Linked DNA regions of Homo sapiens: regions 1 and 2 are each linked to region 3. Evidence: read pairs that join two places in POLR2A ChIA-PET (ENCODE). Cell type or tissue: PC-9. All regions are shown on one strand.

Region 1 (2,500 bases), 230 kb after region 3:
CAAACGTTCATAGAAGCACTATTCACAACCTGAATGTCCATCCACTGATAAATGGATAAACACAAGGCGGTAGACCCACACAGTGGAATACTACTCAGCCACAACAAGAGTGATGTTCTGACATGCCGCAACCCAGATGAACCTTGAAGACATTCTGCTAAGTGAGGGAAGTCAGACACAAAGGCCACATATTGGATGTTTCCATTTACATGGACTGTTCAAATAGGCAAATCCACAGAGATAAAAAGTAGATTCGTGGTTGCCAGAGGCTGGAAGGAGGAAGGAAGGAAGGAACAGTGGCTAAATGGCTGCTAATGGTTTTCTTTTTGAAGGAAAGAAAATATTCTAAAACAATCTAAGTGATAATTGCATAACTATGAATATGCTAAAACCATGGAATAAATTGTTAATAGGATGAATTTTATGGTATATAAATTATATCTCAGCAAAGCTGTTACAAAAATGACAAGTATCTTCTCTTCACAACAACAGTACAGTTATTAAAATTAGGAAATTAACACACCTTGATATAATACTCTTTATAATTTATGTATCTCCATTAGATTTTGCTGTTGTTCCCTTTAATGTCCTTTATAGCAAAAGAAAGTCTTTGATCATGTCTAGCAATCAGCCGTCACGTCTCATGTCCTTTAATCTGAAACAATTCCTCAGTCTTTTTTTCCCACGACCTTGACTGTTTTTGAGAGTAAATTATTTTATTAAATGGCACTTAATTTGGGGTTCATCTGATAGATTCAGATGACATGGTTTCATCAAGAATATCACCGCAGTGATGTACCTGTTCTGCGCATCCTGTGAGAAGGCGTGGGTTTGAGTTTGTCCGATCACTGATGATGCTGGAATTCATCCCTGGTTTAGAAGGCGTCTGCCAGGCCTCTCCACTGCCATGTTACTATATTTCCTTTTGAAATTGCTAAGTATCTCATTGGAGATACTTTGAGACTATGTAAATATCTTCTTACTCAACCTTCCACCCATTAATTTTCGCATCCATTGTTGATTTTTGCCTAAAAAATGGGATTTTTACATCAATCTCTAATTCTGTTTTTTTTTTTTCAGGTTGTCTTTCCAATTCAAAAGATTCAAAGAGCTCTGTGTTCTCCAACAAAGTGTACAGTGCAGCCTTTGCTTATTTTAAAGTGTCCCATGAGAACAGGCAAAGCAGCCAGGTTTAATATTCCCTGTTTGCAGAAAAGAAAAACACATCTTGCAGACTCATGGGCTTAAAGCCAGCTTGTGTTTTGTAATTTGCCCTTCACCTTCTTATACCTGGAGGGGCACACTGATGATTTGGTGATTTAAAAAATAAAAAAGGGCCGGGTGCAGTGGCTCACACCTGTAATCCCAGCACTTTGGGAGGCCGAGGCGGGTGGATCATGAGGTCAGGAGATCGAGACCATCTTGGCTAACACGGTGAAATCCTGTCTCTACTAAAAATACAAAAAATTAGCCAGGCGCGGTGGCGGGCACCTGTAGTCCCAGCTATTCGGGAGGCTGAGGCAGGAGAATGGTGTGAACCCAGTGGGTGGAGCCTACAGTGAGCCGAGATCGTGCTACTGCACCCCAGCCTGGGCGACAGAGTGAGACTCCATCTCAAAAATAAAAAAAAAAAAATAAAAAGAATAGTAAGGAGGCTCTCTGAACCTCATGGAAGATGACAGGGCCCTGGACCACTTTTACTTATTGAGGTTCCAGGTATATTAGGATATAAATATTATAGCAAAAATGAGTTATAACTATGGTGAAAAAAATGAACTGTGGTTTCCTGTGGGGCTGGACTGGGGGTGAGTTGGGGGTGGGACAGGATTGACTGGGAAGGGCCTCTGGGCTTCTGAGGGCATGAATCCTGTGCATCTTGACAGGGGTATGCATTTCCAAACTCACAGAAGGTGAGCTTTTGAGTGGATGTGACATTCTATATACGTTTTACCCCCAAATCCCCATAAACGTGGCTGGTAATGGTATGCACGCTGAGGTGTTTGGAGGCAAAGCACCCCGATGCCAGCAACTTCATGTGAAATGCACCACAAATGTGATAGACTGTGTGAAAGGAAAATGAATCTTGAGATCCCAAATTCACAATGCCAAAGAGAAGAGTGAAGCTGGAATCTGGATCATGCAAACCTGCCTCCCGTTTCGTTCCTAAATAAGACAGCAATGAAGATAAAACAAAGCGACATGCCTCCCTTACAATTTGCCCACTAGGAAATTCCTTGTGTTCCCCAAGATCTTTACCCTAAAACAGTTCTGTTGAATTTCCCCCTGGCAATGTAAATTGATGGCTTATCTTCACAGGTGTGGTACAAAGGACAGAACTCAAGTTCATTTTGCTGCTCACCGATACAAATGCATATCTGATTGCTTCCTCTGCCCTATGTCTATTTTATTTCATGTAAAAGTGTAGAATCACTGAGCTACATGAATGCATAAGTGCCTGTTTCTCCTGTTTCTCTGTCCCCCTCTCACATGTAAGGCTGAT
Region 2 (2,500 bases), 350 kb after region 3:
CCATGTCTTGTATTTTCTGCAGTCATTATGGCCACTGTTTACAGGTCACCTTCAAAGGTGCCTGCAACTTCATATTTGGTCTCCACGACCACCTTGGTAGTGGGTCCTATTATTAGGCCATTTCACAGATGAGACAGTTCAGGCCCCAGTGGTGTGGGGGGCTGTGTTGGGAACCCTGCTCTCTGATCAGTCATTGTTTGGCCTCCCGTGAGACTCCTGAGTGATAAACTTGCAGGTTCAGCGCTTTCCACAGAGTCTAGCAAAACCTCAGGGAAGAGACTTTCACTTTCCATAAGGAATTTAGAACACACATAGCTTTAGTGATCTTGTTACTGGCTGAGCTGGCATCACTACTAGCAACTCAGCTCATGTCTCCTGGGGGCCCTCGCTGTGCCTGGGCCCGCCTTGGCCCAGGGGACCATTCATGTTCAAGTGCGGCTGCCACTTTATGTTTTCACGGCAGCTTCTCTTTGCTAAATGTCATGGTCATGACATCAAATAATGACGTGAGAAATTTCATACTTGGTTTATGAGCCCTGCTAGCTGACTTCCTGGTCTTCTGTTCTCTCAGCAGAGTGAGCAAATCTTACCACCATTGAATGACAGTCAGTGGCTACAGTAATGTCAGGGCCAGAGGAGGCTGCCAGGAGGGAAGGAGTCTGTTCCCCAGGCCTGGGTCCATGAGATGCGAGCTGGCCATCCATGCTTTGCGTGGCCTTCCACGCTCCTCCTGCGTGAGAAGGGGTCAGCCTCGCCAGGCTTCCCTTCCCTAAGGCTGATCCTTTCTTCTCTTACTACGAATATGTTCCTGACACAGCATGCTGAAGAAAATATCAAATTCTAGAGACAGCATAGGAATGTCCTTTCAAGTTTTGGATCTAGACCATGGAGTTGGCCTTCCCCAGCCCCCATCAGCACCGGTGCTTGGAGAGAAGTGACTGAGCCTGAGGAAATGCTTTGTGTCTGTCAGAGGCCTTCACATATCAAGACAATTACCTGGGTTTACTTCCCTTATTGGCAGAAGAAAATGAAACGTTTCTGTAGGCTGGTTTCTCAGAGGGGGTCCTTCCCATTTGCTTCTCAGAGCAGCAGCACATCTTCATGCCAGCGTGATGCAAGGTGACAGCAGCCTAGCCCCTCAGGGGAAGGAGGACACAGGGTGTCTGCAGGGTGGGTGTCGCTCTTGGTGGAGGTCCTTCCCACTTCATGCTCACCTGCTGCGCCCATTTGCTCAACAAATATTTATTGAGTACCTTATATGAGCTAGGTGGATGCCAGGAGGAAGGCAATAAGCAAAACCCAGATCTCTACCCAAGCAGACCTTGTACTTGATGGACAACAAAGAAGTCTGTTAGCTAATGTTTATTTCATGAATACTGACTGCCAGAATAATTGTAAGCAATAAACAATCATGCATTCTCAATTTCTTTCTTTCCCTCTTTCTTTCTTTCCTTCCTTCCTTCCTTCCTTCCTTTCTTTCTTCTTTCTTTCTTTTTCTTTCTTTCTTCTTCTTCTTTTTTTTTTTTTGACAGAGTCTAGCTCTGTCACCCAGGCTGCAGTGCAGTGATGGGATCTCAGTTCACTGCAATCTCCACCTCCTGGGTTCAAGCGATTCTCCTGCCTTAGCCTCCCAAGTAGCTGGGATTCAGACATGCAGCACCACGCCTGGCTAATTTCTGTATTTTTAGTAGACACAGGGTTTTGCTATGGTTGGCCAGGCTGGTCTTAAACTCCTGACCTCAAGTGATCTGCCTGCCTCAGCCTCCCAAAATGCTGGGATTACAGCTGTGAGCCACTATGCCCAGCCTTAATTTGTTTATTTCTTAAACACGAGAGCACACACAGGACTTACTTATCCTGGGCCTTCATCAGGAAATGTCTAGGAGGAAAAGACACTTTCAATATTAACCGTGACAAAACTAGCTCTGATTGAAAGACAGATGAAAAAATAAATACCAGTGTATTTCTTCCTCTCTTTTCTCTGAACTCTGTTTCCAGCTGTTTCCTGTTTTGGACTAATTTTAAATTCTGAGGCGGGGGGTGGGGGGCAGGGGTGCAGTTGTACCGTCTGAGTTCAGGCAGTTATCGTGTTGGTCACAATTACTTGCAGTCAGATTGTATCTTTAGCATTGGATAAAAGTTATTCCCAATTGATGTTAAGAGTTGGTAATAAGTCTTCTTCCTTCCCCAAGGCCAGTCAGCGTTTTCCTAGTGTTAAGCACCAGGAACACAAGGCCACATTTGTATTTTTGTGCACATCATTTGCATACGTCTGCACCAAAAGCTTGACCCGGCAGAGTACACTGCAGACAAACCTAAATATCCTGCTCAGTACCTGAACAACAAGTGTTATATTTCTTCTTGGACTTAAAAGTAAAACTCTAACTCATTTTAGTGACTCAGAAAGCTGCATGTCCCCGTGCTTTGGAAACCCACTAGGGTGCTACATAAGAGGATCCTGCAGGTAGTGAGGAAGCCACTGTTTCCTGCAACTGTAGCC
Region 3 (2,500 bases):
AAAACTGTCTAAGCCTGGTGCCTTTCTATTTATTTATTTATTTATTTATTTAAATTTTTTGGTACAGGCAGGTCTTGCCACGTTGCCTAGGCTGGTCTTGAACTTCTCTCTCAAGCAGTCCTTCCACCTCTGTCCCCCAAAGTATTGGGATTATAGGCATGAGCCACCACCCTAGCCAGTGCTGTTTCAGAATATAGCACTTCGGTAACTACTACAGTGTCTTCTACGTCTGTTTAGAATTTGCTATGTCCTGGTTTCAGTTTTGGTGGTTTATGTATTCTTATAAAATTACCAATTTAATTCACCTTTTCTCCTCTGTAGCTATGGCCATTTCCCTAGTTTTCTTCCCTGTTTTTTGTAATTAGGGTTTTTCCTCCGTTTTCCTCTTTTTTTTTTTTTTTTTTTTTTTTGAGTCTCACTCTTGTTGTCCAGGTTGGAGTGCAATGGCATGATCTTGGCTCATTGCAACCTCCGCCTCCCAGTTTCAAGCGATTTTCCTGCCTCCGCCTCCCGAGTAGCTGGGATTACAGGTATGTGCCACCACACCCAGCTAATTTTGTATTTTTAGTAGAGACAGGGTTTCTCCATGTTGGTCAGGCTGGTCTCAAACTCCCAACCTCAGATGTTCCACCCGCCTTGGCCTCCCAAAGTGTTGGGATTACAGGCGTGAGCCACCGCGCCTGGCCTGCTTTTTCCTCCTGATTTAGGCTAGTCAGTAATATATCTAATATCCATACATACACTGAAGTGGGGAAATATATATACACACACACATACACACACACACATGTTTTGTGCTCCATCAAAGAAAATATCTCTTTTTAGTTCTGGGGGATGCTGAGAAGTGGAGAGAACAGGTTCTTTCTGAAGGGGACAGCAGCTACCACACCCTGTCCTGTTGCTGCCTGGCAGGAATGTGGTCCCAGAGTGGCCAGATTGTCCAGTCTTTCTGGAAAAGACTAGCTGGTGTTTTTTTTAGTTTGTTTTGTTTTGTGTTTGAGATCGGGTTTGGCTCTACACCCGGACTGGAGTGCTGCAGTGCAGTCATGGCTCACTGCAGCCTCTGCCTCTCAGGGTCAAATGGTCTTCGCACCTCAGCCTTACAAGTAGCTGGGACTACAGGCACCCACCACCATGCCTAGCTAATTTTTGTATTTTTTGTAGAGACAGAGTTTTGCCATGTTGCCCAGGCTGGACTTGAACTCCTGAGCTCAAGTGATCCACCCGCCTAAGCCTCCCAAAGTGCTGGGATTACAGGCATGAGCCAGTGCACCCGGCCTTTTGTTTGTTTATATAGTTTTTTTTTTGTCTTAGTGTGTGTGCTTGTGTGTGTGTGTGTAGTATTGCCAACTTTTTTAACATTGGTAAGTAACTCAGATGAGAACAATTTTGGAGGTTAAAAAAAAAACCCCAAACCAGTTTTTTTTGTTTTTAAATTCTGGGCCAAAAGATAATTTTTAAAGGTAAATATTTATCTCATTCATAGGTCAACTCTGTACTCCTTGAGACGAGGAACTAGATCAGTTTTGCTTTGCATGGTATCTGGTGTGAGGAGGTACTGGGCAAATGAGTGATTTTTTTTTTTCTTTTTTTTTTTTTTGAGACAGAGTCTCACTCTGTCACCCAGGCTGGAGTGCAGTGGCGTGATCTCGGCTCACTGCAACCTCTGCCTCCCAGATTCAAGCGATTCTCCTGCCTCAGCCTCCTGAGTAGCTGGGACTATGGGCGCCCGCCACCATGCCCGGCTAATTTTTTTTCTTTTTTTTCTTTTTTTTTTTTTTTTTTTTGAGAAAGAGTCTCCCTCTGTTGCCCAGGCTGGAGGGCAGTGGCGTGATCTCGGCTCACTGCAACCTCCGTGTGCCAGGTTCAAGTGATTCTCCCGCCTCAACCTCCCGAGTAGCTGGGATTACAGGTGCACGCCACCATACCTGGCTAATTTTTTGTATTTTTAGTAGGGACGAGGTTTCACCATGTTGGTCAGGCTGATCTTGAACTCCTGACCTCATGATCCGCCCACCTTGGCCTCCCAAAGTACTGGGATTACAGGGGTGAGCCACTGTGCCCGGCCTTAATTTTTATATTTTTAGTAGAGACGGGGTTTCACCATATTGGCCAGGCTGGTCTTGAACTCCTGACCTTGTGATCCGCCTGCCTCGGCTTCCCAAAGTGCTGGGATTACAGGCGTGAGCCACCGCGCCCAGCCCAAATGAGGGATTTTGTGGGCCTTTCATTAGCCCTGGAATTGTTGGGAATGTGCATTGAAGGCATGACTGGTCTAATTTGGACCCTGAGAAGGCAGTCATGAGATGTACACGGTCTGTGTGTTACCTAGTCTTTATCCTCCAACTCCCAACCGACAGGCCAGATCTGCTGGATTGACAGAGATCAGTGGGCTGCATGGGAGGTTTCATAGCCAGATCACCCTCATACGTAAATGCCAAAGAACATAGTCATCACACCTATTTCTTCCTTTACCCAAAGAAGATACTTTATCCAAGGT

The links. Peaks named below come from ENCODE experiments on the same cell type or tissue, not always from the same donor. Only the 100,000 strongest peaks of a DNase experiment are listed, where the experiment ranks them.
Region 1: POLR2A ChIA-PET joins it to region 3 with 5 read pairs; 4 of 35 experiments call an interaction of 5 or more read pairs at or near these places.
Region 2: POLR2A ChIA-PET joins it to region 3 with 5 read pairs; 5 of 35 experiments call an interaction of 5 or more read pairs at or near these places.

Annotation. Positions count from the first base shown.
Region 1 is chr20:25,152,009-25,154,508 of GRCh38, reverse strand. No RefSeq gene overlaps it. Among named protein-coding and RNA genes, the nearest start is that of ENTPD6, 42 kb to the left of the region's middle. In PC-9, no CTCF peak of the experiment used is centred here; no DNase peak of the experiment used is centred here.
Region 2 is chr20:25,035,980-25,038,479 of GRCh38, reverse strand. The region is part of intron 2 of ACSS1 (acyl-CoA synthetase short chain family member 1); the gene reads left to right. Among named protein-coding and RNA genes, the nearest start is that of ACSS1, 21 kb to the left of the region's middle. RefSeq lists a silencer at 1,793-2,087. In PC-9, no CTCF peak of the experiment used is centred here; no DNase peak of the experiment used is centred here.
Region 3 is chr20:25,383,242-25,385,741 of GRCh38, reverse strand. The region is part of intron 1 of ABHD12 (abhydrolase domain containing 12, lysophospholipase); the gene reads left to right. Among named protein-coding and RNA genes, the nearest start is that of ABHD12, 6.3 kb to the left of the region's middle. In PC-9, no CTCF peak of the experiment used is centred here; a DNase peak (open chromatin) is centred at 941; H3K27ac peaks cover 464 bases.